Regions from separate parts of the Mus musculus genome. Here all the other regions are linked to region 1. Evidence: chromatin loops called from intact Hi-C (ENCODE). Cell type or tissue: left cerebral cortex. All regions are shown on one strand.

Region 1 (4,000 bases):
CAAGCCTTCAGAAATGTCCTCAGTGCTGGCACCCAGACACCACAAGTATTTGTTGTGTGCTTTGGGTCACGTTTGTATCATAATCCAGGCTTAGGAAAGAGGGCATTTTCCAAAACTCTTACAAAGCAGCTGCGACCAAATAAAAATTGCAAGCTAACTGCAAATGGCTGAAGTGATCTGTCCTTTTGGTGCTCTGGACCACCTGAGTTCCAAGTGTGTGCAACACTACATTATGGGATGGCATGCACAGACATGCGCAAGGCTATTCCCAAACAACAAGATAAGCAAGGTGCCAGACGTGCAGGCTGGAAGTCTGGGGAATGCAGAGGAGGGAACCTCTCCCTGCTTGGGGTATGCAGCTTATCAGAGGAAGAAACCAGCACATGAAATCCAAGTTGTGTAGGGTTGTTTGGAGTAAAGGAATCCCAGATGAACAGGTTAGGGCAGGAACTTCCTTACCGAAACAGATAGAACTATGATGTGATCAGTGTCCAACCCTAGCCTAGGCTGTCCCACTGTACAGGAAGGGCCCTTGAACCCAAAAGTATGAAGGAAGAATTTGGTCTCCTTGTATTGGGGCTGAGGAAGGAGTCCTGCGTCTGACTCAAGGTTAAACCCTGTGGAATCAGGCCAGTCACCTTCACCACACTTTGCATCTCAATGAGCTCCCATGCCGTAATCGGATGCCACTGTGCACTACAGATAGGATCTTACTTGAACTCTTAAGATCAGAGGTTTGTGGGTTCAGATTTCTGCCCTGCCACACTGGCTCTGTGGACCTCACACGGGTACAGATTTTTCTGGCATCTCTGTCTTTTGTAATGAAGAAGAGAATATTGTGGGGCTCGTGAGATGGCTCTGTGATTAAGTGTGTTTCTGTCCCACCCCGTGAGAGAGAGCCAACCCCTGACACTATAAATGACACTCTGCTATGCTTGAAGAAAGGAGCCTAGCACAACTGTCTCCTGAGAGGCTTCATCCACCAGTGGATAGAAACAGATCTAGAGACAGACCAACACCCAAACATCGGGCACACAGTAGGCACTTGGGAATACTTGTGAACTGGATAAACGAATGCCATCTCCGACTGAGTGAGAAGTCAGCAAACAAGAAGTGAGTTCCTGCAGTATTTGGCCAGTTCCTCACACTGCTGCTGCTCCAACGTGTGGATGAGGGTATACGCCCCTGCTGTCTCTGTCCAGCTCCATCTTGGATCTTGGTCTCTAGGCCTAGCTCCTTCTTGGTTCTTTGGCCAGCTGTAGACTGAGGGTGGCGTATGTGCACATGCCCACTCTTTCTAACATGTTCTTCTCACCACCTCCAGATTGGTGCTATTTTAGATCCAGGGGTGTCAGGGGTATAAAAGGATGAATTTTGGAAATTGTGGCTGCAACATGGACAGAGAGACCGCTGGGGCCTGAAATAGCTGGAAGGCTACAGAACATCTCAGAATAGCATCCGGCTTCACCACAATTCCAGGATAGAGCCTCACACACACCCAAGAGGGCCAGAGACACCGTTTGCACAGCAGCCTGGGGTATGCATGGAAAGTCTTCTGGGTGGAAAAATGAGTCACCAAAGGAAGCCAAATATTGTTCTTGTTCAGAGAAGAGGGCAGAGTCTTCAGAGGTTCCGATGGTTGTTCCAGAAGATGGTGAGAGTGTAGGGTGAGGTGCTAAGACCCTAGTGTGGTCACAGGGTCAAGAGTATCTTAGGCTTGATGAATGAGTGACAGAACTGGGATTCAAATGGCAGTTCATCTGCTTCTACATGTGGATGCTGGGCCTGGGCCCTTTGGGGGAGGAATGTCATAGCAAGGGTGGCATGCTTACAGCCTTTGAGTATTTAAGAATTCTCTCTTCAAGTTTCCTCCCCCCCCCCCCAAAAAAAAAGAGGCACAAATCAGCACCCAGGAGATGGGGATCCAGAGAAAACCTGGCCCTCAGAATGGTCTTCTAGCCCAAACCCTGCTGTGTCCAGGTTCCTACAGAGTTGCGAGGTACCAGAAATTAGAAGGGAGCCAGAGGAAGCCATAGATCTCACAGTAGCTGCTGTTGCTGTCTTTGGAGCCCTAAATGCCAATGAAAGCAGGTTCTAGATCCCCTTCCCAGAGTCCAAGACACTTTTCCTGTGTAGACTTTTCCAATGACCAGAAGGAATCAGTAGAGAAAAAAAGGTCATGTGACAAGAAAAACACCTCAGTTTTAGTCACGACCTAGCTTATCCAACTTATCCAGGTCTCCATTCTTGTCCTGATGTCCAGGCCCCTCATCCCAGCCAAAATGTCAACATTTCCAAGTGCTATCCTCTGCATCTCAAGCCAAGCTATCTCTCCAGAACTATGTAGATGGCAAAGTAATCCACCACTAGGGGGCGATATGGAACAACTCCCACCACCACCACTACCACCTGCTCTCTTGGGAAGAGCTTTTTGTGTGGGTTTTGTGTGTGTGTGTGTGTGTGTGTGTGTGTGTGTGTGTGTGTGTGTGTGTGTGTGTGTGTGTGTTTGTTGTTGTTTTCCTCCTGCAAAGCCTGAACAGCTACCAGAAGAAGCTTTCTAAGGAAATCCTCAGCAGTCACATGGAGACTCTATATCCCTTGTTTCATATGATAAAGTACAGGCGCTCTCTGAATGATCAATGGGCAACATGAAGCAGAACCTTAATGGGCATAAATAAATGAATTGAGGACCGCAGGCTGACACAGTGTGGAAATGATGTTTGTATGCCATAAAGGTCACATTACAGTGCTACATCAAGGCCTTGCAGCGAGTCCAGTTAGAGCCAGCTGGTGTGCTGTATATGACGAGCCAGAAACAATGGAACCGAATTTGAATGTCACTGCCCCTTGGTGATGGCCATCTGTTTTCGGCAAAACCAACACCTCCGTCCATTAAAGACACTTTGAACCTTCTTTATCGTGGTCTTTTGATGATGTTTAATCTCTGCATTTACTTTAGTCTCAGAGCGTATGATTAGAAGCTTATATTCAGCGTTCCATGTGCACCAGGTAAGTAGCATCATAAATTAAGTCAACACAAGTGGCCCGTGACACTTTACTTTTCTAGCAATTTATGTTACAGGTGCACTCGGACTTAAGCTTGGGTAAGAAAGATTAAGGAAAAGGAGGAACAGGAAGCTGGGGAAGAACAGGTAGGTGTCCTCCTTGGATGCTGATGTCACAGGAAAAATTCTGAACTAAAATTTGGATTAAAAAGAGATGGGAGGCAGTCTGGGTGTGGTTTCTATGGAAGGCCATTTTTTAATCTCTAGGCCACAGCTCCTTTGCTCGTTTGTTTTGAGACAGTTCCTGACTAGCCTGCAACTCGCTATGTAGATCAGGCTAGTCTCAAACTTCTAGAGATCCGCCTGTTTCTGCCTCTCGGGAGCTGGGACTAAAGGTATGCACCTCTATACTTGGACTCCACTTCTAAAGTTCTGGCTGTCATTTAAGCCATTGGCCACTCCTTGATGAGTCTGACAATAGGTTTGGGGCAACTAAACATCAGGACCTGGCAGGCTCCTCTTGGAAGAGATCAAGCTGGACCCCATTTGCCTGGAGCTTTCTACCTTATCAGTATGCCCAGTTTATTCAGAGGTATTACAACCCAAGGTTGTATGTTGGAACTGACTTCCTTTCAGGGGAAGGCATACAAGCAAAGTCCCTGTCAGCCAGGTGTGATGGTATCCCCTGGCTCCAACCCTACTCTGTCTTCAGGTTCATTGTTATCATTGACATCAATTATCACATTTGATGGTCTTGGTATTTTAAAAGAGATGATTACAGATCTTATTTGATAACCAAAATATAGTACCCTATAACAAAAAGCCCCAAGGCTTAGAAGTTAATATATCTGAGAACATTAGAACGTGGGCCCTGGATACCAGATTCCAGCTAGTTGGACCTGGATCCTTGTTCTTTCTACCACATTGAAAGTTTATAATTGTGCCTGCCTTAAGAACATAGAAACCCAGACACTTAGCCTTTTTGGTGTGTGTGT
Region 2 (4,000 bases), 57 kb before region 1:
CATGGCTGCGTGACGTCAGAGATGTGTGATGTAATCACTAAGTCCTGTCACTCTACAAGCTTTCTTACCTTTCAGTTGCCTAGAAATATATTTCTGATAGCTTGAGATGGTTATGTGCTTTAGCCATTCATTAAATATATATATTGCAAGTGAAAGCCCATTTTAAACTTTAAGGATGATTATGTAATTCAACTGTAAATATGGGTTTTCATGTACTGATGTTCTCAGAACAAGACTCACCTGGGTTGAAAAGCGAACAGTCCAGAAGATAGCAAACACCATTTGGAATCAAGTGGAAAATTCCCCCATGGCTGTGGAGTTCAGTTTAAAAGGGGCCGATTAAGGAAACGGGGAGAGCAAACTCTGTTTGCTTAAACCAAACAGTTGCCATTTGTGAACAGAAGCCAAACACCTGTTGCTTGGGAAAGGAAATTTTCAGCCCTGGCATTGTAGAGTTATTACTGATAAGAACTGGCCATGAACAACTTCCAAAATTGTCATTTGGGGCCAAAGTTTATCTTCCTCTCTGTTTACTGTCTTTATCTACGTGTGTACCTTAGTGGAACATATAGCTTGTGACTCCAGCACAGGACTCATTTGCTTCTTCATTCCTGGACAGCACACTGACCCATGAGTGGTTCTTTTAGACAGTGAGAGGGACAGGGGAACTCACCTGGTTCATCCATTCCTGTGATCTGCCCAGGGGGTCTTCCTCTTTTTGTGGTTCAAAGAGGTTACTTAGCAAACAGCTTTTTTGCATAAATGTCCAGCCTCATACCAAGTACTATTACCCAGTTAAATCCACTTTCTTAAAGGGCCACTCAAACTGCACCCTCATTATAACTAGGTAGGGTCATGGGTGTGCGGCTTCTTGCCTGGAAACCGATTCTCATCTCTGATGACTCTCTTACCCGTATATGGCACCCCATCCTCTGGTTCTCTCCCAGCTCTAGACTGTGGTTCGTTGAATCAGCAGGCTGAGTTAAAAGTCTGGACTTTTTAACAAGCTTTCTAGATAAGGTCATCAGCTGTTCTTGGTTGCTTAGGGATGAGAGTTTCTTAGGTTTGAGATATTCATGGGCCGAACATTTAAGAAGCTTTGGGAAAACAGAGATGAGCTGGTCAGCCTATTCCTGTACTGAGTGACTTCGGGGATTGGTAGACTAACCCACAGGCCAAGCCAGTTCACTGCCTGGTTTTGCAAGTAAAGTGTTACTGGGACCTGATCATTGCTTTACTCTTAGGCTGTGGCTACTTTTGTGCTACAGTAGCAATTCAACAGACACATGACTCAGGAGACCTGCAGTGTAGATTGCCTTGTTCTTTACTGAAGACATTAGTAATTCCAAATCAAACCCCACGACCCGTTCCCTCCAGCACTGCCTTCTGCTCTAAATTCACCTTTTCTCTTTCCTCACTCAGAGTTCAAGGTACTCTTGGCTTTTTATAGTTCCAGAGAAATGCCAAGAGTGCTTTCTTTCATTTGCTTCTGTTTTTCTTATGCTGCTCCCTCTTCTCACAATGGCTCCTCTCCACTCCGCTTGGCTTCCTTTCCTTGGCCCAATGGAACACAATGCAGGGAGGCTTCTCTCCAGGAAGTCTTTCTTGGCTCTGTCTCCACTCTGCACCCAGTTTGAATGCCACTGGAGCCTCCAGGTCAAATCCCCATCCCTGACCTTGCCACACTCTGTGCTAGAGTGGCTCATTTGCTGGTGAGTTGCTCCCACCAGGCACTGAGATCTGTGAGATCACTGTAATGTATTACATCTATGCTCCCATCCTCTGTGACTGCCAGCATGGAGGAAAGCCAGGAAGTATCTGCTGAATTATGAATATGTGAAGCAAGGGTGAGACATGCCCTGGGGTATTGATCTGTTCATCTTAGCTTGAGATTCCTATCCAGGACTCATAGCCCCCTTGCTTCTGGAAATGGTCCCATTTTGAGTATACTGATAAGCTGTGAAGTTACTCTTAGCCTAGTTAGCTCTGGCCAGGGGTAGGGGAAGACCTGGGTAATGTTCTATTTCCTCCAGTGTGGAAGGAAACACATGGTGCATACTGAGTGGGAAGGAGGCTTACTTGAGCATATTTTTCTGTGTCACAGTAAGGGTTATAAAAAAAAATCTAGAGGCTGTGGGGGTGTTTCTTCTTCTGAAAACAATTTTTGTTTTCTTAGAAAACCCAAGGGAAAAATATGGGAATCCCCTTTTCTCTCCTGCGCTTTACCCCATCCACCCTCGCTCCAACACTGCTTGTATCCAAATGTGCCAGGTGTGATTTAATGCTCAGAGGAAAGCCAGTTGCAGGCTTTTATGGATTTAACTAATACACCAGCTGTAGCTCAGCAATGGATCTGAAGTGGACTTGAAGTCAAGCTCAGTGTCCAGATTTTTGGTTTTGTTTTTAAGAGAATTTGGTGGGAGGCAGGAAGCTCTGTTCATTTGAAACTTCTAGAAGCTTCACCGCTCCAAACGAATGATTCTACCTTAGAATTAGTAATGCTAGCTGGATGTGATGGCACACATCTGTCATTCCAGTACTTGGGAGACAAAATGAAAAGAACTATGCATTTTAGGCAGCTTGAGCCACATAGCAAGTTCTAGAAAAAACCCAGATTGCACAGTGAGAACCTGAACCATGCATGGAGGAAGAGAGGCAGTGGGGGGAGAGGAGGCGGGAGTTGGGGGAGAGGGGAAGAGGAAGAGGAAGACTAACTGTAATTCAGTTAAAGAGCTAGACCTCTAAACCCATGATGAGCCAGGGGTGGGCAAAGAGAGTTCAGGGAAGCTACGGTTAAGATCCACCCGGTCAGTACTTGCTCTGAAACAGGAGTTACAGGGACTCACCACACAGGTACAGCTGGTGGCACTCAAAAGCAAGACTCCCACACCAGGTGGCTTTGCAGCTTGACCTCCCTTGCCTGTGAGTGGGTGTGACAAGAGTTGACAAACAGCTAATATTCAGGCTGCTGCCTGCCCTCTGAGACCTTTTGTTCCAATAGCATCCAGTAGTTAAATCCACCCCCTCCTCTCCATATGGTACAAAACAAGTGAATGGAAAACCTTGTCTATACAGATGAAGGTGTTTAATTCTGGCAGGAAACCTCCCAGGTGTCAGATTCAGGGTTAGCTTTGTTATCATCTCAAGATTCTGATCTTTCTATAAGTAGACATAGCAGTACTTTGCAGCCCAGAAGATCAAAGATTAAACCTACCCACATATGGAAATGCTTTTGAAGCTCTTGGCACCCTTGGATGGATAACAGAGGTAGGGGCCAGGTAGGGGTGGGGAGCTCTGTCCTACCCTAGAAGGCATTGGTTTGCCCCCAAAGGTCAATGTGCTAGGCTCAGCTTCACACAGCCTTCCAAGAAACTCTCCCAAACTCAAGAGTAGGCTTGGTGGCTAGTGACTCTCCTGGTCCTGGTGGAAGCTAGGAAGTAGGTGGACTCTGAGGGCTAGGAGACATCTCCAGGTGTATGCCAGTTGAGGGGATTGTCCTTGAAGTTCCTCTTCAGTTAGAGATTCTCTCCCAAACTGGAAAGTCATGTAGGGTCTCATTTACCCCTGGTTTTTGACACACCCTGCTCTCTAAGGTATCTCCAACCAGATCTCCAGTCATGTTTGTCTACTAAACTAGACATAAACAGAACTTCTACTACCAGAAAGAACTGGTGCATATGCCACAAGAGCCCAAATTCATGTCCAAAACTTAGGTCCTTACAAATTCTGCACAGGCTCCTTCTTGCACATTCTCAGTGCAAGTCAGCGACGCTGTCCCCGCCCTCTGGCTGAAGCCAGAAAATCTGGAGCCATTCTAGGCTGTTCCCTTTCTTCCCTATGTCCTATCTAATTAACCATAACATTGTTTATTTATTAACCTGGCAAGTGTTTGAATACTTGGTATAAGTAAAACAATACCCTGTGTGCTGGATAAAAAGGAGCAGAACAAACATGGCTGATGTCATAGCAAAGAGACTGACATAAAAGTGTCCTGCAGAAA
Region 3 (4,000 bases), 63 kb before region 1:
ATCACCAGCCAGGATGCCAGCCTCAATTATGAGTTATTCAGAAGCAACCCAGAATTTTTAATTTGGAAGATAAGAAGGTCCAGCCTTGCATGGCCAGGCCCCTCCAGGAACTGTTACCTAGATAAGCTTTCTTTACTTCCAGCCAGAAACCATTCTTCCTTCATGTTAATAGCCTTTATGTAGGGGATGTCAAAAAGAAACAAATAACAGGGAGAGGAAGGTGGGAAAAAGGTTCAGTTGGTTACATGCTCACCCTGTGGGCATAAGGACCTGAGTTCAGATTCCCAGAACCCAGATAAAAAGCCAGGAATGGTGACACACTTCTGTAACCCTGGCACTGAGGAAATGAAGACAGACAGACAGATCCCTAGAGATGCCTTAGTCACCCTGCCTGCCAATCCATGTACTTCCCATTCAGTAAAATATCCTGTCTTGGTAAATAAGGAGATAAGGGGGACAGCTATAAAGAGCTTGATTTCTGGCCTTCACATACATATATGCACAGACGCGCGCATGTGCACACACACACACACACACACACACACACACACACACACACACACACACATACTACATGGAAAAAAAAAAGAAAAAACAAGAGTGGCTAGAGACAACCCAGCCTTGGAGACATAAACGAATTAAAGTACCAGTGAAATAATTTAGGTCTCATTGTTCCACTGAGCATCACTGTCATATAATACATATGTGACCTCAGGAAAAACAAACACTATGAGTCTCAGTATTGCCTCCCTGACAGTATGCTACACATGAACATATGAAATGTCAGGAGCTCCCTCAAGGATGGATAAATGGTAGACCTTTTCTCTCCCAAGCTGATGGGGCCACTGAGACCAAATATTAGAATCCGTGTTTTAGCCCTTCTCTCTCTCAAGCTATTGTTCCATGGAGAGGTTTTCCTCGAGCTTGTTCACTCCTTAGCTGCTGTGGTTTGTATCAATTCTATTAGTCTTGCTAGCCCTATGTTTTTTACTGTATCCTCCTTAAGATCTATTCTTCACTAACTGCTGGCACAAACTAATAGCCTGAAATTGTCGTTAATACAAAACATATAACAGAAAGACAACATGACCACTCATAACACGGTGATGTGTGAAGATTAGCCAGGATGGTTGCTAGCAAGGACATTGACGCCATGGTAGATTTTGCAGTGCCAGGTGAGCTTCTGAAACACTTGACATGTAAACTTTCAGCTCTAACAAAGAACCATATTTGAATACACTGTTCTATGAGATGCAACAGCTGACAGGTGTTTTTAGAACCCACTGCCCTTGAGACTCAATAATGATTTTACTCTTCTAGCAGCTATAGGTAGAAAGAAATGAATTTAGAGGCCTCTCCCTCCAATCTCTCATAGCATTCTGGCTTCCCAATACCAAAAGCTAACAATTTGCATCCACTCTGTTAGCATCTCTTAACCATGTTTACTCAAAAGTGAGATAGGTCTTTGAAGGCTGGACCAGTAGGAATGGGGTGAGAAGGAAATACCCCATTTTTTTTCTCTTTGGCTAAGCCACTAGCTTCCATGTTTCTTTTATGTTAAAATGTCCCCACCCTTGCAAGTGGGACATGAAATGTCCCAGCACACTCAGGTGAGACCTACTGGACCTTCTGTAACAATGGTGAGAGCTTGGCTGTGGTGGGGACTGCATCAGAGTCAATCCGATGTTGGAGTCCAGGGAGTGAGATTCTAGTCCAGTCCCAGCTTCACAGGCTGTGGGCTATGGGAGGCATCCCTGTCCGCCATCAGGGGTCCACTAGTTCCTTAACTGGAACAACCAGGGAGGGGGAAGAGAGGAGCCTGAGCATTCTAAGAAAGTGTGAAAAATGTACACAGCCACTAGGTGTCAGCATGCAGAAAGACAGCAGGCTCTCAGGACACAAAGGGCTTGCAAGTATTTTGGCTTCCGGTATGTTCAGGTTCAGCCCTAGAAGAAAGCTGCCAGTTTCCCCGGTCCCCACGCAGTTACTGAACATCAGCGTTTGACAGCCCTTTGAAGCTCTACTCCAAACGGTCCCTTGGGGAGCTTTCCCTGATGACACCCTCTCCCATATTTCTCAGACACGTTTGGTCAGTCAGCACTTTCTCTGCTCTCCCCATCCGAATCTTGACCATGACAATCAAGACTTCCAGAGAATGGGCACCCCCTCTCGGTCTCCCTGTAAGGTTCTTTTAAGCAGAGACAAGCTTCCTTCATCTCAGTTTTTTGATTTTCAACCCAGGACTGCCTGTACTTGCTACTTAAGCTAAGTGAATGGAGGAGCTTAGAATCAGGGCGGTATGGGGGGGTCTAAACAGTTTTAGAAAGCAGTAACTTGGTTATTATGTCAATTTATCTTTTTATCCCCGAAAAGCTGAACACCTACAAAAGACAGCATTTCTAAGGGTATGAGTAGTGTTCCCATCATTGGGCAAGTTTGGGCTCAGAAGGCACCCAGGAGACATTTGACCCCTTTGAATGAAACTGAATTAAAGTAATAGACCTTGAAAATAAATAGCATTTTAGAAACTGGTAAGAAGTGGCCTTTCTGGATTGTCCACCAGAGAGACCCTTGGAAAGCAGGTTGCTGGCCTGAGAATTGTGTCTATCCCGAGGGGCTCCAGAGTTAAGTTAATGTGGTCTCTGGGTCTGTCTGGATTCCCACACCTCCCCCTTAACATACAGCCACGCATAGCCTGGAAGAGCAGTAAGTCGTGGGCACACTAAAGAATCTCTGACGATGTCATTGTATTCAGTGGGACCAACAGCAGGAAGATGCCTTCCTCCAGCATAGTGGTTCTCAATTTGTAGACTGTGACCCCTTTTGGGGGTCAAATGACTCTTTCACAGAGGCCACCTAAGACCATTGGAAAACACAGATATTTACATTCTGACTCATAACAATAGCAAAATTATAGCTATGAAGTAGAGACAAAAATAATTTCGTGGTTGGGAGTCACCACACATGAGGAACTAACTGTACTAAAGGGTCACAGCATTAGGAAGGCTGAGAGCCACTGTTAGCACTTCTGAAAGACAGCTCACGCAGCTCCCTGGCATGTCTTTCCCTCACTATAAACAGATTCTCAGGTGTCTCAATGTTCTCAAAAGCTTCCCCACTCAACACAGCTGCTCCTTAAACCTCCACCGTCCTTCACTGTCAAGCCCCTCCACCCGCAGAGAGCCATCTACGTCTTGCCCGTACATTCTTCTCTGCCCCTCCATTCTCTGCAATGTGGCTCAGGGCTCAAATAGTCCTTCAACTGGATCAAACAGACTGGATCAAACTGGTCCTCCTGACTGGATCAAACAGACTCTCACAGCCCCACAGACGCTATCAGCTTCTTGCTTGAAACTTTGTCTTGATTTTTCATGACAGCCCCACTGGTATGATTGATTCTTCCTTCTTCAGCAGGTTCCTCTTGGCACCTTTTTTGGTTGGCTCTTGTGGAAGGCCTCCATCTCCTCATCTTTCCTCATCTGCTGTCCCTGCATCGTCTACTCTTCTGTCCAGTTCTATCCTTCATGTTCTCATTATGAGCCCTGGGTCCTTCCACTTGTCTCCTATATCCGAGTAAACCCCTCGAAGGACCCAAGTCCATTCCTGTCCTCCCACCCTGCTCTGGATTGTCTCTCATCTTTTTATGTCTCTGCCATGCATCACCACTATGTGCCTTTGATCTAAATGTTAAAGGTTCATCACACATGGTGCCACGGATCTGGAATATAAGCTACGTCATTTCATCCCTCCAATTTGAAATCTTTTATGGTATCCACTGCCTAAGAGTACATCCAAGCTCATTACCAAGGATCATACTCAAGGCTCTCTTTCAACAGGGCTCAACATCGCCTGGTCCTCACTTTGTTTCTCCAGCAGATATTCCTGCATTCCTTAATCCAAAGTCAGTTTTAGGAAAAGTCTTAAATTAAGGGCTGTGAATATGGCTCAATCAGTGTTATGTTAACAAGCCACACAAGGTCTCCATACACATGAGCACATA
Region 4 (4,000 bases), 66 kb after region 1:
CTTTCAATGAACGCATCCAGTCAAAAGGTTACAAAGCGGGAGAAACCTCAGGTTCAAGAAATTAGAAGGTCAGCTTTTCTCAAGTAGCTTTAAACTCACAAGCACGTCGTCAAATATGGAAAAGCTGGTGCCATCATAATACGATTTCAACAGCTACAGTCAAAACAGTGGGATGGTAGAAGGCATCTCCCCTATTCGCCGGTTACCTCAATAATGAGAAAAAACCAACAGACTAGTTTTAAACCAAGAAACACCTCAGATTCTGACTCACTCCCTATTAATCTCCAAACATTCAGAGAGAGATAGAAGAGAGAGGAGAGAGTGTCCAGGAGGCCAGGAAAGAGATAAGAACCCCCTAGCCATCATCTTAACTCTTAGCCCATCTCTGCTTCTACAGCTTTTCTTAATAATATAGGCTGTCCTTCTTCCATGGCTGATTCTACGACAGCATAGCATAGAAGAGAGATAGAGACAGGGTACTACTTAGTAGATGAAGCTGGGAAGGGAGGGCAGGAGGGAGGGAGGGAGAAAGGAAACATTCAATGCAGCTTTCCAGTTTTGTTGCAGCTGAGCCTAACTAATAGTACAACAGGGCTCAACAGTCCCCTTTTAAATTGCTTTCATTGCTGAGTGGTTCCTGGACTTTCCCATGGGCAATGCAAAGCAAGTATAATCTGCCTGCCCTTGGACACTGGGGGATGCATCCCCACTGGGGTTGGTGATGGAGGGCAGAGGCTGGAAGTCCTGCAGAAAGCTTGGTAGCTATACTTGCAGCAGAGCTGGAAAAGCTGGAGAGCGAGCCCTTGGCACTCCACTCACACTCAGACCAACAGGCCAGGAGCCAAGTCCTCCCTTCTGAGTTCACAAACTTAATCTCTAGATACAAGGTAGGTATTATGGGAGAAACTCAGACTAAAGAGTGTGACTGTTTGTTCTAGGTGCACACACTAAAGTTACTCATAAAACTTCGGGACCTTTCTTTTAGTAACAGTCTAGAGATCGCTCAACAACCCCCACAATTTTAACTATAGTAAGCAACATCCTGTGCAGATCCTGGGACAATTATTCCACACATCGAACTCTCCATCTAAAAGCTTCTTAAACCAAAGTGTCTCTTCAGAGAGAAGGTTTCAGCTGTCCGATCCGGATACTAAGATACTAAGCCCTCCATCCCCACAAACAAGGCCAGCAGAGGACAGGACCACTGGTGGTCCAGCTGTAGCAGCTGGGAGAGAAAAGTGGCTCTTCGTTACTCCTCACCCCACACCCTTCGACTGCGGGGTAAGATGTGGAAAAACAATCACACCTCTGGTGACTTCCAGCAAGATAGAATTCTTGGTAAGCCTTCCTACCACCCTCTTGGCTGCCTGGCTAGCTTTCTGGCTCCCTCGCTGCCTTGCCAAGCAAATTACAGTGGAAGTTGTTGTAGCCAGCAATGGCCACCGTCACCCTCCTTCCCAGAGTAGCGGGGCAGCTGGGGACCTAATTTAGGAGGATTTGACCATCTTAACTTTATTTCCAGAACACCAAACTCGTCATAATTCAAACTATTACATACACAGCTATTCTTAAAAAATCAGTAAGTCTATTAAATCTTTCGTTGTAAGCACTTTATCCTCAATTGAGGGAGGGGCTTAAGACTTGGGTCCGGGCTCTGAACGGTTTCTCCACATTAAAGGTTGAGAGGAGAGAAAAGAGGCCTAGACCACCTAGGGATGACAATCGATGCTGGTGGAAGTTTTGCGTTCTTGAAAAACCAACTAGGCATTTCCTCACCAGCCCTCCAGGACTTTGCGGTCTCCTGCCCTCCAGCCTGCCCGCGCTAGGTGTAAAGGCTACCAGCTGGTACTGCAGGTTCCTCAACTTCTTCCTATGGAGAAGGCTCTCACCCTCCTCGCAAACTGCGCTAAAGAAGTTCCCTGACCCGGACGATCCGGGAGCCGCGCCTCTAAGCCACCGACAGCACCGCTATCAGAGTCAACGGACTGACTACATGGCTTTCAGCCTACGCAGTAAGCGACTTTCGATCCCCAAAGGGGAGGAACCAGGTTTCACAGCCGCTGAATTCTCGAGAAGTTTCCGAGAGACGCGCAGCTTCGATCATTTGGCCGCGCTGGGTGTCCACAGTCCCAAAGGGAGAAGGATCTCAGCCGCCATCCCGGGCACCGAGCCCAGGAAACTGCCCTCCCCTCGCCGGCCAGGCTTTAGCCCCGACCGCTGCGTCTTCATCTGCGCCGCCAAAACCGCGGGGTTCAAAATCGCCCGGGTTCCGGGCTCGGTGTGCGCGCCACAGGGGCGCAGCTCAGAGCCGGAGCACCGACTAGGTGCAGGGAAAGAGCCCCCTACACTCCGGCTGCCGGGGCAGCAGGAACTCGCCCAAGTTTGCCAAAGCCCGGCCACGGTCTCCGAAAAGTTTGCCTCCTTCACAGAGGAAAGTTTGCGTGAGGGACGCGGGAGCCAGGCGGGTCCTGACACCTGCTGGCATCTCTCCTCCATCCCCGGGGCATGCCACCAGGCTCTGCCGGGACTGACCCTAAGCGGGAAAGCGCGGCCCCCCCCGCCCCCCCCGCCCCGGAGGACCGCAGCAGCATCCTCCCACCTGCGGAGGAGGGGAGTGTGGACTCACCTGGGCGTTGGAAGAGGAGGTGACTGAGGCAGGTGGTTGGCGTGGGCAGCCCCCAGCAGGAGCGGAGCGGAGACTGCGGCCCCTAGACAGCTGCGGCGAGTGAGCGGTCCGGCCGCCGCCCCCTCCGATCTTAACCGGCCTGACCACTCCCCCGCGCCTCCCCGCCCCTGCCCCCGCCCCGCGGCCGGCCTCCCGGGGGAGCCAGGGCGGGGCGCGCCGGCCGGGGCCCCGCGGGATCCTTGCGCCCCGCGCTGACGGCGGGGGGCCGGACGAACGCCGCCCTCTGATTGGCTCCTCGGGTCAATGGTTGCCGAGAGACGAGTAAACCTCGGGCGGCGCAAAGGGGCGGGGTGACCAAGAGGCAGCGTTGCGCAGGCGCAATAGAGAGGTGCTTTGTGGGCGGCGAACTAACTTTGGGGTTGAGGGCACAATTTTCCTCTGTCCTCTCCGCTCCACTCTGCCGTCTTCTTTAGCTTTCCCTTGCCTAGACTGTCCTTCCCTCTACCCCGCTTGCTCCCTGGCGGGCGCGTCTTCTTTCAAACTTTTAGGCGCTCCTCGCCCCAGTGCTCTCTGGTTTCCGGGAGCCGGGAGTGGAAGCCCACGCCTGCCTCGCGCGGTGTTTGTGAAGTCGGAAAACTCTTAGGTGGGCCCTGGAAAAATCTTTCTGATTCCTCGAACAAATTGGCTGGAGGTGAGGTCGTGGTCCTGGGGGGAAGGAAGCAGCTGTGGCCGCGCGGACCACCTGTGTGCAATTGGCGATCCCGGGAAGCTATCGCCAAAGCCTTAAGCACAGCAGCTCAGCTCTCCAGAGAGCAGCGCTGGTCTTTGCTGCTTGTTACTGCTCGCAGGTGTGGGACACACACACACACACACACACACACACACACACACACACACACACACACTCACTCACTCACTCACTCACACACACATAGTTGATGGCTCACACACACACACACACACACACTCACTCACTCACTCACTCACTCACACACACATAGTTGATGGCTCCGCTGTGGAACTCTCCTTCACCACTTAATTACCCGGAAGGCCTTGCAAGAAGCTATTGTGGTTTGGTCTTTATTTTAAGACAATGCCTCCTGAACCCCAGACAGGCCTCTAAGTAGCCTTGGCTCACCTTTAACTGATCCACCTCTGTGCACCTCCCAACTGCTGGGATTATAGGCGTGGTCTACCACGCCCAGCTTTACTGACCGTCTTGACCTATCCTCCAAAAACACTATTTCCCATCTGTATTATGGGAGGAAGGACGAGATAACCGTGAGATCAATATTATGGAAATAGCTATTAATCATGCACTGCTTGCTAAAAAGTTCATGCCAGGTACTAAATAAATCAGAAAGCAGTCGTTAA
Region 5 (4,000 bases), 130 kb after region 1:
TTCTCACTCTTACCAAGACTGGCATTACAATATATCATCAGCTCATTCATTTGTTGCCACCTGTCTCTACCCAGCAAGAGAATGTACAAATTCCAGAGCTGCTGTCTCACTCTTAGAATTGTGCTCCAGACATGCCAAGCTTTGTAAATATCTGGGGTGTGTGTGATGGAGGACTATATGAATGAGTGTGAACAGTCCAGGTTAGGAAGAGAGAGAGAAAGGTAGACCACAGACATGGAAGAGAATGCTAAGGTAGGGAGGCTGTTCTCAGTGACTAAGTCTGCCTCTTCCCTTTTCTGTATTCTTATATTTGTTTGTAGGGGATTCTTCCATCTTTCTTGTCACCTTTTTCATGAAGTGCTTCTGACTCTCGGATTTCTGCCTGCTATGTAGCATGCCTCTCCTGTGGGGTCCAGGAGGGTCCCTGGTTTGGGCTTGTGTAGACTGAGGTCTTTGTGCACAGAGGACACCACACAGGTCTCCTTACCTCCACAGCCGGCTGCAGGTCCAGCAACCTTCCAGGAACATGTGCTCCATCAAGGCTTGCTCAGTTCAGTTAACCCCATTGTCGCACTAACTCCAGCTGAAATTTCTTCAGCCTTTATGTTTTCCCCAACGCAAACCAGACTTTAAAATTATCAACAGAAGGCTTTGATTTTAAAATTATCAACAAAAATTATCTCTTTGCAGCCGTGGGGATGTGTGTGTGGGGGAGAGGTGGGGCGCTCTGATTCAACCCAATGGAACAGCCAAGTAGCAGATTACAATGTCCAAGTTCCAAGAACCTCATTACCACTATGACCAAGCAGGGACAACTTCCCCTTGAGGATATAGTGTGCCGATGAGCCCCATGCTCTTCTGCATTGAAATGGTGGGAACCTAGAAACCAAGCCAAGTGGGGTCTCCAGGATCAGCTGGCTCTGGTTGGAGCTCGGGAATGCTCTGTTCTGTTTCTAGAGCCACTTGAATGGTCCCTGAGGTATAGGTCTGGGTGGCTGTGGACCCTGTTCAGGCCACTTCCTCAGCCACAGGGGGCAGGACACAAGGGGGTCTTCATGGGGGGCTAGTGATTCCCTAGCCCTTGTGCCCCAGCTGAGCGGATGGAATGTGGTCAGAGGAAGATCCGGAATAGAGTGAACCGGAGCACCCTGTGCCTATAAATCATAGGTATTTGCCAAGTGGAAAAATACCAGCCTTCAGAACGTTTCATTTCATGCTTCTTAGAAACACTTTGTTCCAAGGGCTACAAAGCAGTGGGCTGGCCCTCACCTGAGCCAGTTGTGCGCAGCTTCCGGGTGCCCTTTGCAAACAGGCGATCATTTCCGGGGAATTGGTCTGAAACTTGCGCCCCTGCGTGCCCAGAGGGACCTGCGAGCTTGTGTCAAGCAGGTGCCCTTTGAGAACATCCTCACAGGCCCTGGGAGCTTTCCAGGATATCCCAGTTTTCTGTGATCTTAAGGGATGGCTCAAGGATATGTTCATAGGACTGCTGGAAGTCTGTGGACCCCGAGTCTTTGTGGAGAGTAACCTCAGAGCCACAGCTCCTCTGACTACAGATCCATAGCTGCCATCTGTGAGCCAGGGAGAGGAGACGGACAGAGCCAGGTGGACAGTCCCAGCTCCAGCTAGACTCACCTATGTCTGGTCACAGGCTCTGCTCAGGCTGTGGAGATGTGGAAGAAATGCCCCAGATATGGAGAAAAGACAGGATCCCTATAGCTCTTCCAGTAGTGCTGGCTTTCAGAGAAGGCTCCCAGGACTCAGTGGGCCCTTCTGGACGTGCCTAGTAGGCGGAGTCTTTGCCTTTGTTCAAGCTGATTGGTGGCCTACAGTCCAGTCCCTCATCTAAAAAAACGTGATTCTAGGACCAAATCTACTGTGTATGATAACGAGGCTGATCCCTGATGTTATTAGCAGAACATCTGCCCTCTTAGAAAGGACTGGACTACCAGGACCTAGTATATTCCACTCCTGATGGCAAGTCCCTGACTGCAGAAGAATTTTATAGACTTCTCAGGATTGGGCATAACTACCTTCTACCTTTCAACAAGCATGGGAGGTGTCAGGTAAGTCCCTGGGTGAAGTCCTGGGCCCCTCTACCCTTGACTGAGGGTAAAAATGGAAGATGATGGGCTGAGCCTCAGCTGGCAGGGCCTTGTGATGTCATGTGGGGTACTAGTTAATTTCCACCCCACTCTGTGAGAAGGTGAGTAATATTAACCACAAATAACAAAAGGCGGAGAGAGATGTTGTATGTGTGGATCAGGCTCACAGAGAGAAGGTGTGAATGGCCCAGGACTTGAACCCAGGTGTCTGACTTTGCAGGTAGTATTCGTCCTTGAGGTGGTGGTTCCCACTACTCACAGTCCCCTTGGTGGCCTTTTGAGTTTGACAACTTTCCTTTCTCTGTGTCTCAAAGGGTGGAAAGCTCCCTCTGCTGGGAAGTCATAGATCTATCGGATATTCCTATAGATCAGCGGTGGCTATGCACCCCACCGTGATAGAGACAGATACTAGGCTGGTGGGAAGGGGATAAATACTATCACCATGCTTGACAGAAGAACTACTGCCTGGGTGGGGTTCTGTAAGCTCAGCATCCTCAGGCCCTGATATCTATCCACCCTGTAAGCCAAGGTCTCCAGCTTTCTGAAGACTGAATCCTTCTCATATATCTCTTATGCCTACCTAGCCAATGGCTTCTGCTCCATTCACTGAAGGAACCCAGCACACAGACCATAGCCTCCTGGGAGATGTGGCCTCTCTTGTCCGGAAAAAGGAGGTGATATGGCGCTGGTTCTTTGTGCAGGCCAGGCTCACAAGGTTAGCTGCCTTTGGCCTTGGCCTTGCTTGCTTGCTAGATGCAGTAGGATAAGCCTTTCTCCTTGTCTCCATGAGCTGAGCTCAGTCAGTGGGATGGATGGGTGCTGTCTTGCACCCCACCATACCCAATCCTTCTGACTGGTCACACAGAGTGAACCATGTATCCACAAATGCTGGTATCCTCACAGGTGCAACGCCCGCCTCTCGGTATCCCTGCATCCGGCCTACACACGTCATCATGTGAGCACACTTTCTGTCCAGCCTGCCCAGGGCTCAGTTTATTTTCCTTCCCCATCAGCTACCCCCAGACACCTATTTTGCTGCTAATACAGTGCAAGTTGCTAAGCAGGAAGCAATGAGGCTAAAAAAAAAAAAAAAAATGAGGGGCTGGAAGCCATGCACTGCCCTGTGAGGGGAAACAGCCTCTGAAGGACAGGCTGGGGACAGGAAGCTCAAGGGGCCCTGGATATTCAGAGGCTAGCTCGGCAGTGCCCAGCTCCCACACTGAACCCATCTTCCTTTTCCTTTCTCTTCTGTTCTTCTTTGCCCAAAGACTTCCTGTTCCCAAGGCTGGTACCTCCAAACAAACTGATTCAGTTTCTAGGTTACATACAAGTGCTTGCTCAAACCTGGGCCTTTAGGCATCCTGGCCCAGTAGACAGCAGAGCCCTTCCTCATGCCTGGATGAGCTAGAAAGTAGGTGAGCAGCTGAGACACATGTTCAAGGCACCCTAGGTGCTTCTCCACATTAGCACAAGCCCTCAGGTCATGGTTGGCTGGACCGAGTTCAGGGCTTCCTTCTTTGGCTTTACTCAAGCCATATTTTAGTACTTTGGTTTAATAAGCACATCATTAATTTTTAATTATTTAATGCTGTTTTTAAAATGAGGGCTGTCCCATCTCCCCTTTTCCCTGGAATTTCATTTGGCTTTTTAAAGTTGCCTGTGATGGGAGAATTGTCAGAGCACCCATTTTGGGTTCTGGTAGTCCTGTGAAGTCCACGTTCCTGTGAAACAGTCTTCTAGTCACTTGTCCCTGACACCACCTCTCTCCTTCCCCACTACACTGAGAAAGAGCAGGTCTTGGGAGCTCCTCCAGCCTCTCACTAACCTCACCAGTCACTTCACTCCCTCTTTCCTGTCTCCTAGTGACAAAAGGCCAGAGGACCAAATTCTAGAGG
Region 6 (4,000 bases), 140 kb after region 1:
GCTGGCCTCAAACTCAGAAATCCGCCTGCCTCTGCCTCCCAAGTGCTGGGATTAAAGGTGTGTGCCACCACCACCCGGCCTGACTTCTCTTATTGTCTCCCAAATGCATGGAACAAATCCATGGTCTACACTGCTGCTCTAAGTCAACAATGCTCTCTTCCGGCTCGTTTCAGTACCCTCCTCCCACCCAGCTGCTCTGTTTCTTCCAACTATGGCTCCCATATACTGTATTCAGCACCCAGAAACCAAAGGAACCCCTTGAAAACAGGCAGACAGGTCATTTTGTAATGCCACTGTCTTCTTGGGGCTTCTTTGTTGCTCAAGATTAGAATTAGTTTTCAGAAGAGACCGTGAGTCTTAAGTGACTAACCTGTTTTATCTCTGGTTTCCTCTCCCTCTGCTCTACTCTGGCTCAATCTGCCCTAAGCCTGCTGTTTTTTGAGTAGGCAGCAGGAAATAGTCAAACTCGGTGAACCACATAGAAACAAAGAGAACATACAAAGAATCAACAAAACCAAAAGCAGGTTCTTTGAGAAAACCTCTAGCCAAACTAACTAAAAGGCACAGAGACAGTAGCCAAATTAACAAAATCAGAAATGAAAAGAGAGATATATAACAACAAACACTGAGGAAATTAAAAAAGCCATCAGATCCTACTACAAAAGCCTATACTCAACAAAACTGGAAAATCTAGATGAAATGGATGATTTTTTAGACAGATAACACGTACCAAAGTTAAATCAGGAGCAGGTAAACTATCTAAACAGGCCCATATCCCCTAAAAAAATAGAAAAAGTCATTAAAAACCTCCCAACCAAAAGAAGCCCAAGGCAGATGGCGTTAGTGAGGAATTCTACCAGACTTTCAAAGAAGAGCTAATACCTGAGGGTTTATGTTTTAAATGTGTGAGTGAGTGTGTGTGTGTGTGTGTGTGTGTGTGTGTGTGTGTGTGTGTGTTGCCTTCCATGTATATCTGTCTACCACCTGAGTACCTGGTTCCCATGGAGGCCAGGAGAGAGTATGGGATCCCTTGGAACTGAAGTTGTAAACAAGATGTAGATTGCCTCATGGTTGCTGGAAACTAAACCCAGGCCCTTTGGAAGAGCCGACTTAACTGCTCTGAGTAGTCCCAACAGCCCGACTGATGTCCTGAATTTAATCTCCAGAACCCAGAGCTGGAAGGAGAGAACCAGTCCCTGCAAGTCATCCCCTGACCTCCACAGGTGCCCCATGGCACCCTCCCCCAATGAAAATGATGAGAACCCCTTCATTTTCCACACCTATGCCAAGCGTGACGAAAATCTTGGCATCCCTTGTTAATGTTCAAGTGTGAACGTCACACTCGCGCATGTGCGAGACACACACACACACACACACACACACACACACACACACACACACCTGCGCACTCGAACATACACTCTCCAGTATGAAGCTAGCCAGTCCTTGTCTGAAGGCATGGGTTTTATTTTGACTTCTGTATACAGCTGCTGGCAAGCAGGTTAGATTTTGAAACAGTATGCCATGAGTCACTTTCAAGTTTTCTAGCCCAGATCCATTTCACAGGAAATAAGATTATACCCAAAGTTGACTAACTTGCCTACAGGTTTACTCCACTCAGCCAGGGGAAGATTAAAGTACAATTTTTGGCCAGCTTCTTACTGGCTAGATTTCACTGTTCTCCCTACCGAAGCCTGTCTTCAAGCTCGCAGTGCAGCCACAGTACCAAAAAACAAAACAAAAACAAAACAAACCAACAACAGACAAAATGAGCTTGACTTAGCTCTTTTCTCATGGCTAGATTTAAATGGCTTTTGCAATGTTCGGATGACAGAAAATGCAGAAACGAGAGAGTGGACTGTGGTCACCCTTAAATAAGGTGATCTGGTCTGATGGGAAGAGTTTGGGGCCCAAGGACTGGGGTGTTTAGTCCACAAGTACCTGGAGTAAAATGATGCTCAGTCTAGTCTGTTAAGAAGCAACTACACTGTGGTTAACCAGGTGAAGACGTGTCCTTATGTGGATGCCATGCAAGGCAGAATGTGATGGAGACAGTGTGGGATGGGAGAGCCTGCAGGTAGGGAAACCAAGGAAGGCTCTGTAAAATGTTTAGTCATACTGGAGCAAGAAAAATAGGAACTTATTTTTAGAAGTTCAACAACTTCTTTCCTCCTAAAGAGGCTATTAAAAAAAAATAAAAACGCAAATAAGCATTTTAGGATGCTAGAGACTGGTTACAGATATAAAACACTCATGTCTAACTGTTCAGGGAAAACTATGAGCCTTGGAACGGAACAGTGAAGCCATGGCGTTTGAGACCACAAAGTTCCCCTCCCTCCAGCCAACTTCAGTAGCAGTTCTACTAGAGTGGGATGGGCTATGTGGGCAGGGCTGGGTCTACACTATAGTATAGAGATGCTCAGGACCCAGGCCTTGCTCCTTGGGAACAGATGGAGCAGAGATAGAAGTCTCTGTAGCATTTGCAGGTCTGACCCTAGAGGTGGAGATGGGTGGGTGAGAGGAGAGGAGGACGAAGGAGGGAAAGAAGAAAGAGAGAAGAGACATGCAATGTTAATAGCAAATGAACAGGAAAAGCCAATACAGGTAACCTGATGTCTTGGTTCCAGTTGAGCAAGCTGTGGACTGGCTGACAGAGGCACCACAGAGCTCTGTGGAGTGTGGCAGCTATGCTGTATCAGGCCCTATGGCCCTGGTGGTTAGAAGGCTCTATGTATCGATCGAGGAACAAGGCTGAGTGCAGATTCAGGAGAGAGCAAGGGAAGCCATGGTTATGTCAAAGCCTATGCAAGAAGCCTTAGGTATGGGCAGAAAACACAGAATGTTCAGGTTAAAGTAAACGCAAAACACTGCCTATTAACAGAGGGGTGCAAATTCCATTAAAGAGGTGCAAATCCCACTGCTGGCTGAAAAACACTGCTGCCCAGCTACCCACTAACACCCTCATAGCCCTAGACTAGACAACTGTCAGTGAGCAAGATGACACTAGAAATAAAGCCTTAACAGCAGCCATCCACTGCTCACAGAGGTGCCAGAGCAATGCCAAAGGCAAGCGCTGTCCACATACAACAATACCAGTAGGCCTTCACCATACACGCAGGGATAAACTCAGAACTGATAACAGGCCTCTAACTAAAACTAGTTAGCTTTTCATGAAAAGTCACGGTGACACTAAATTAGGCAAGAAAGCATATTCCATCAGAGAACACATTGACCTTGCACTTCATCAATGCTAAACTCTTCTGTTCTTCAAGGGCACCATTAAGACAGAGGGCACATCAACATCTTAGAGAACACGAGTATATTCAGAACTCACAGCTTAATAAAAGGTAAAAATGGGCAGAGCATACGCAAAGCTAACCTGAAGAGAGGCACTGATTGTATGGATGGCCAGTGCCAGTGACTACGGAGCTGGGAACTAACACTAAATGATGCTGATGGGAAGGCTTAGCAGGCAGACTCTCTCCACCAAGCGCTATAGCCTGTGTTCCATCTCAGAGAGCCACATGGGGGAAGGGGAAGGAGAGAAATGCCTCCCACAACTGTCCTCTGACCCCCACATGTGCACCTTGGCATGTTCATATCCAAATGCACAATTTGAACTTAAAGATCACTACAGCGGCCTCAGCTTCCTGTTGGTAGGCAGTGGAGGGATGAAACCAGGTACTCCCACCTACACAGACTACAGCATGAAAGCAAAGCAAGTTATGAACAACTGTACCATGATTTAGCAGTTTCCTTTCTAGATACATATATACCCAAAAGAAATGAAGATGTGCCCACCCAAAAGTTTGTATGTAAAAATTCCTAAGTGTCCCAAATTGCTGTTAGAACTGCCTCACTCTTGACTAGTTTAAGGCTGTTTTGTAAGAGGGGACAGTAAGCTCTACTTTTCAAGTAGGTGTATAAAAACAAGCTCTTTATCTTTCTTAAAATCAAGAAATGTGAAAACAGACAAAGCCAAAAGAAATGCTTCAAACAA
Region 7 (4,000 bases), 150 kb after region 1:
AAGGAAGACCAAAGTGTGGATACTTCGTCCCTCCTTAGAATGGGGAACAAAATACCCATGGAAGGAGTTACAGAGACAAAGTTTGGAGCTGAGACAAAAGTATGGACCATCCAGAGACTACCCCACCCAGGGATCCATCCCATAATCAGCCACCAAACACAGACACTATTGCATATGCCAGCAAGATTTTGCTGAAAGGACCCTGATATAGCTGTCTCTTTTGAGGCTATGCCAGTGCCTGGCAAATACAGAAGTGGATGCTCACAGTCATCTATTGGATGGAACACAGGGCCCCCAATGGAGGAGCTAGAGAAAGTACCCAAGGAGCTGAAGGGGTCTGCAACCCTGTAGGTGGAACAACAATATGAACTAACCAGTACCCCCAGAGCTCGTGTCTCTAGCTGCAAATGTAGCAGAAGATGGCCTAGTCGGCCATCATTGGGAAGAGAGGCCCCTTGGTCTTGCAAACTTCATATGCCCAGTACAGGGAAACGCCAGGGCCAAGAAGTGGGAGTGGGTGGGTAGGGGAGCAGGGCAGGGGGAGGGTATAGGGGACTTTCGGGATAGCATTTGAAATGTAAATGAAGAAAATATCTAAAAAAATTTAAAAAAAAAAAAGACTGCTGCTGTTGTCACCTGTCCCCATGGGAGTCAAGGGATTCAACTCTTCATCTGGCATATATTAAATATTAAAACTTGTATATATAAACCTCAGTTTATAAAGATAAAACAATAAACAATACACACACACACACACACACACACACGCACACACCCCTGAATCTATTCCAGGGAGTTTATATTCTACTTTGGTAATGTTTAAGAAAATTATGTTATGCTGGGTAGTGGTGACACACTCAGGAGACAGAGGTAGGCAGATCGTCGTGACTTTGAGGCGACCTGGACTGCCTAGGCTACAAAGGGAGTTCCAGGACAGCCAAAGCTGTTATATGGAGAAACTCTGTCTTCAAAAACCAAACCCAACCAAATAAAAATGCTGTTAAAAGACAGAAGAGAAAAAGAACGGTTATGGAACAACTTAAAACTTGACATCAAACAGTCAAAAATGTCTTAAAAGTGTAATTGGAAATAATAAAATCATATAACTAAAACTTATTTAAGTGATCCTAGATGCAAACATTGAACTCCTACTTCACATATAACACACTTCTGCATTAGGAAGTGATGTTGCAAAGAAGACAAAGCAGGGGTAGAAAGCAAATGATGGGGAATACAGATGATACCCATGGCATGGAAACAGCAACTATTAAGTTAGGGAGAATGCAGAGAACTTTTGGATGTAAACTCTTACAGGATTATTCCCCAAGGTACTTACTGATACATACTGACATATGCAAACAGCCAACACAGGTCAAGCACTTAACAGCAAGCGCTTGCTGGATAGAGTGTATGAACAGTGTATCTTTCTTCTACTTTGATGATTTAGATCTAAAGACAAACCTAGAGAGCAAAGCTAATTCAAGAGCAAGGAAGTAGAAGCAATGAGTTTATTTTAAAATACTTGAGATTCAAATAATGTAAGACTGACTTTCAGACATGGAGACTTACAGACACAATTGCTGCCCCAGAGACTTTATTATCAGGAGTAGCAGACACAATGCAGCAAATTCACTCAGATTTTTTTGCTGTCTTGCTTCCTTTAATAATAAATTTAATAAGAAGACCGTTTCCCACTAACTCCTGATTTCCCTTAGCTCCTAGATGCCTGGTGCATATGAACTGAGAAAATCTGGCTGTGAGGTAACCTCCACATGCCTGCTCTTTCTATCAGATTCCAACACATGGCAAATGAGCTCAGTCTGTGAGAGCTGTGCAGGGAGAGTTGTAGGGCTAAAGGCAGGTAGAAAACACTTCCATGGTTTTTAAGAAGAATTAGTTGATGCTAGGAGGTAATACAAAGGCCTGAAATTGTAGAATTCAAAGAAGATAAATTCGTGAACAATGTGTGGGCTGGTGCTGGAGAGCTGCTCCCGGCAGTGTAGGCTCCTAGATTTGTTCAGCTTGTGAGACTTTTTATCAGCTACCATTTTACTAAAACACACAGACAGACAATTCCTAGAGCTAGGAATGTAAAGCTCTGTCTTGCAATTTGAGGAACCCAGCAGGGTGACATTACTACCTGCTTACGTATGAGCACTCCAGACTTTAACCTTAAAGAACTTCTCTCAGGCCTAAGTAATCAAGCTGGGTGAACTATCCTCTTAATCTCACAGCACACACATATACACAGATCTCATAGTATCAAACACTCCCAAGCTAATGCACAGGCCAATGCTTAAACATAAGGTGCTGAAAGGCTAGCCTGAAGCAGAGGGGAGGGTGGTATTTACTTGGGCTTTGCTACTGAGTAAGGACATGGTTATTTTATCTTGGTGAGGCTTTTCATTTCTTGTGAGCTACTGAATTTCCTCAGAAGGAAGTCTCTCAGTCATCTCTCACTTTCAGCAGTGGCTGCTCCCTCAGCCAGAGTCCACAGCCTTGTTGCTGAAGCTCCTTTCATAAGATCTCTTTTCACTTAGAACACAGATGAGGCAGGATAGAAGCAAGAGTCCACCATTCCATGGAAACGCCCTTCCCCCATCCTCAAACTCCACCTTTCAAAGGTGCAGAGCATTGTAGCAGATTGCCAGCTTGTTCAAATCAACCCAGGTACTTTTGGCTTTCTCTGTCCGGTTATGTCAGTTACATATGTGCTGACAGAAGTGCCCTCGTCCTCTGTTACTCGACTAGTTAGTGTTCTGTAGTCACTTTAATGGCTTTCAAGAAAGCATAAGTAAATATACTGTGTCTAGTCTGCCAAATTGAACGGGAACGTTTCCGTTAGGTGAGGCAATTCCAAGGGACTATACAGATATTTTTTTTACTCTTCATACTCAGGCTTTGAATATTTATCCTTTGAACTTTCTCTTCAAAATATTTATTAAAATCAATTCCTTTTTCTGAAAAACCAATTTCTTCTTAAACTCCTATCACAATCTCCATAATTATCCACCCTGGAAACATTACCACTATCTGTTCTTTTACCTTCTTACTGAATCTCCCTGCACTGAACCACTCAATACAGGAGTCTGCAGCCCCAGCATGATACTTTACTGTCGTTTTTGTGGCTGTTCTTCCAGACATCAATTCATCCTCTTTCAGCATCAACTCTGAATGTTCAAATACCACCACTGCCATTACATCTTCTTCATGTTTTGCAAGTTAAGCAACTAACTATTTTTTCGCAAACGACTAGCATTTCATTAATGGTTCTCTTATGAACCTAGTATATGTGATTTATTGATATATCGCACATTTTATTTCATATTATTCTTCATTATATAGTATTTTGTTAAACCATCAGCACACATAATAAACAAATAATATAGGAACTACCAAAGGAAACAAAACAAAAAAGCCATCATACAACCCTTTGGATTTTAGAGAGAAAAAGCCTTAGCAACAGCTAATTCACGGGATAGTTTCCATGGCAAAATATTCAGGCTTAGAACACTACTTTGATGTAACTATGCCGCTGCCATGTCAAAAAGTCACCACGTCCAGTAGTCCAGCACACCCAACTGCTAGTCTTTAATGATCTACACCAAATATAGCCACCTGACAAAGCAATCTTCAACACCTCTCAGCTTCTAACAAAAGCCTATCTTAGAGTTAACTAACATTTCAGAAGAAGTTAAGGGACAATGCTACCCTGTAATTCTCTTCGAAGTATTAAGACTGTTAATTTTGATCTTCATAGAACTTTTATCTCATCTTACCTTCACATTATGTCATCAGTTTTTATAAAGGCTGTATCTTTGACGTTTGTGCTTTTTAAAAGGATAAGAGATGCAGCTAAAGAGAGAGAACCTCAGTAGCTTCTAGGCAGCATCACTGCCTGAAGATACCACACAGTTATATATGCAAATACATACTTACACAGATACATACACAGTCGGACAATGTGAAACTGAGAATATTCAACTGTCTTTAGCTTTTG

Evidence for each region. A loop is a pair of places that touch in the nucleus more often than their neighbours do. Peaks named below come from ENCODE experiments on the same cell type or tissue, not always from the same donor. Only the 100,000 strongest peaks of a DNase experiment are listed, where the experiment ranks them.
Region 2: a loop joins it to region 1, with 9 times the contacts of the local background. A loop is called at or near these places in 6 of 42 quality-filtered maps.
Region 3: it touches region 1 in a loop (2.1-fold over the local background); 6 of 42 quality-filtered maps call a loop at or near these places.
Region 4: a loop joins it to region 1, with 4 times the contacts of the local background. A loop is called at or near these places in 5 of 42 quality-filtered maps.
Region 5: it touches region 1 in a loop (3-fold over the local background); 24 of 42 quality-filtered maps call a loop at or near these places.
Region 6: it touches region 1 in a loop (2.5-fold over the local background); 25 of 42 quality-filtered maps call a loop at or near these places.
Region 7: a loop joins it to region 1, with 4 times the contacts of the local background. A loop is called at or near these places in 16 of 42 quality-filtered maps.

Annotation. Positions count from the first base shown.
Region 1 is chr3:100,420,202-100,424,201 of GRCm38, forward strand. It overlaps Gm32471 (a long non-coding RNA gene), which reads left to right. Exons shown (of 3, transcript XR_375895.3): 3 at 1-1,877. Among named protein-coding and RNA genes, the nearest start is that of 4930406D18Rik, 4.2 kb to the right of the region's middle. In left cerebral cortex, a CTCF peak has its summit at 2,348 (motif pointing right); DNase peaks (open chromatin) are centred at 349, 816, 1,361 and 2,359; H3K27ac peaks cover 1,423 bases.
Region 2 is chr3:100,362,852-100,366,851 of GRCm38, forward strand. No RefSeq gene overlaps it. Among named protein-coding and RNA genes, the nearest start is that of Gm32471, 53 kb to the right of the region's middle. In left cerebral cortex, no CTCF peak of the experiment used is centred here; DNase peaks (open chromatin) are centred at 2,025 and 2,568; H3K27ac peaks cover 599 bases.
Region 3 is chr3:100,357,306-100,361,305 of GRCm38, forward strand. No RefSeq gene overlaps it. Among named protein-coding and RNA genes, the nearest start is that of Gm25802, 56 kb to the left of the region's middle. In left cerebral cortex, a CTCF peak has its summit at 1,863 (motif pointing right); a DNase peak (open chromatin) is centred at 1,880; H3K4me3 peaks cover 329 bases.
Region 4 is chr3:100,486,468-100,490,467 of GRCm38, forward strand. Tent5c (terminal nucleotidyltransferase 5C) reads right to left here and starts at 2,725. Exons shown (of 2, transcript NM_001142952.1): 1 at 2,627-2,725. In left cerebral cortex, no CTCF peak of the experiment used is centred here; DNase peaks (open chromatin) are centred at 1,511, 2,170 and 2,929; H3K4me3 peaks cover 2,059 bases.
Region 5 is chr3:100,552,623-100,556,622 of GRCm38, forward strand. No RefSeq gene overlaps it. Among named protein-coding and RNA genes, the nearest start is that of Gm40106, 13 kb to the left of the region's middle. In left cerebral cortex, a CTCF peak has its summit at 2,434 (motif pointing left); a DNase peak (open chromatin) is centred at 2,459.
Region 6 is chr3:100,558,095-100,562,094 of GRCm38, forward strand. No RefSeq gene overlaps it. Among named protein-coding and RNA genes, the nearest start is that of Gm40106, 19 kb to the left of the region's middle. In left cerebral cortex, no CTCF peak of the experiment used is centred here; a DNase peak (open chromatin) is centred at 1,571.
Region 7 is chr3:100,570,740-100,574,739 of GRCm38, forward strand. The region is part of intron 12 of Man1a2 (mannosidase, alpha, class 1A, member 2); the gene reads right to left. Among named protein-coding and RNA genes, the nearest start is that of Gm40106, 31 kb to the left of the region's middle. In left cerebral cortex, no CTCF peak of the experiment used is centred here; a DNase peak (open chromatin) is centred at 1,933.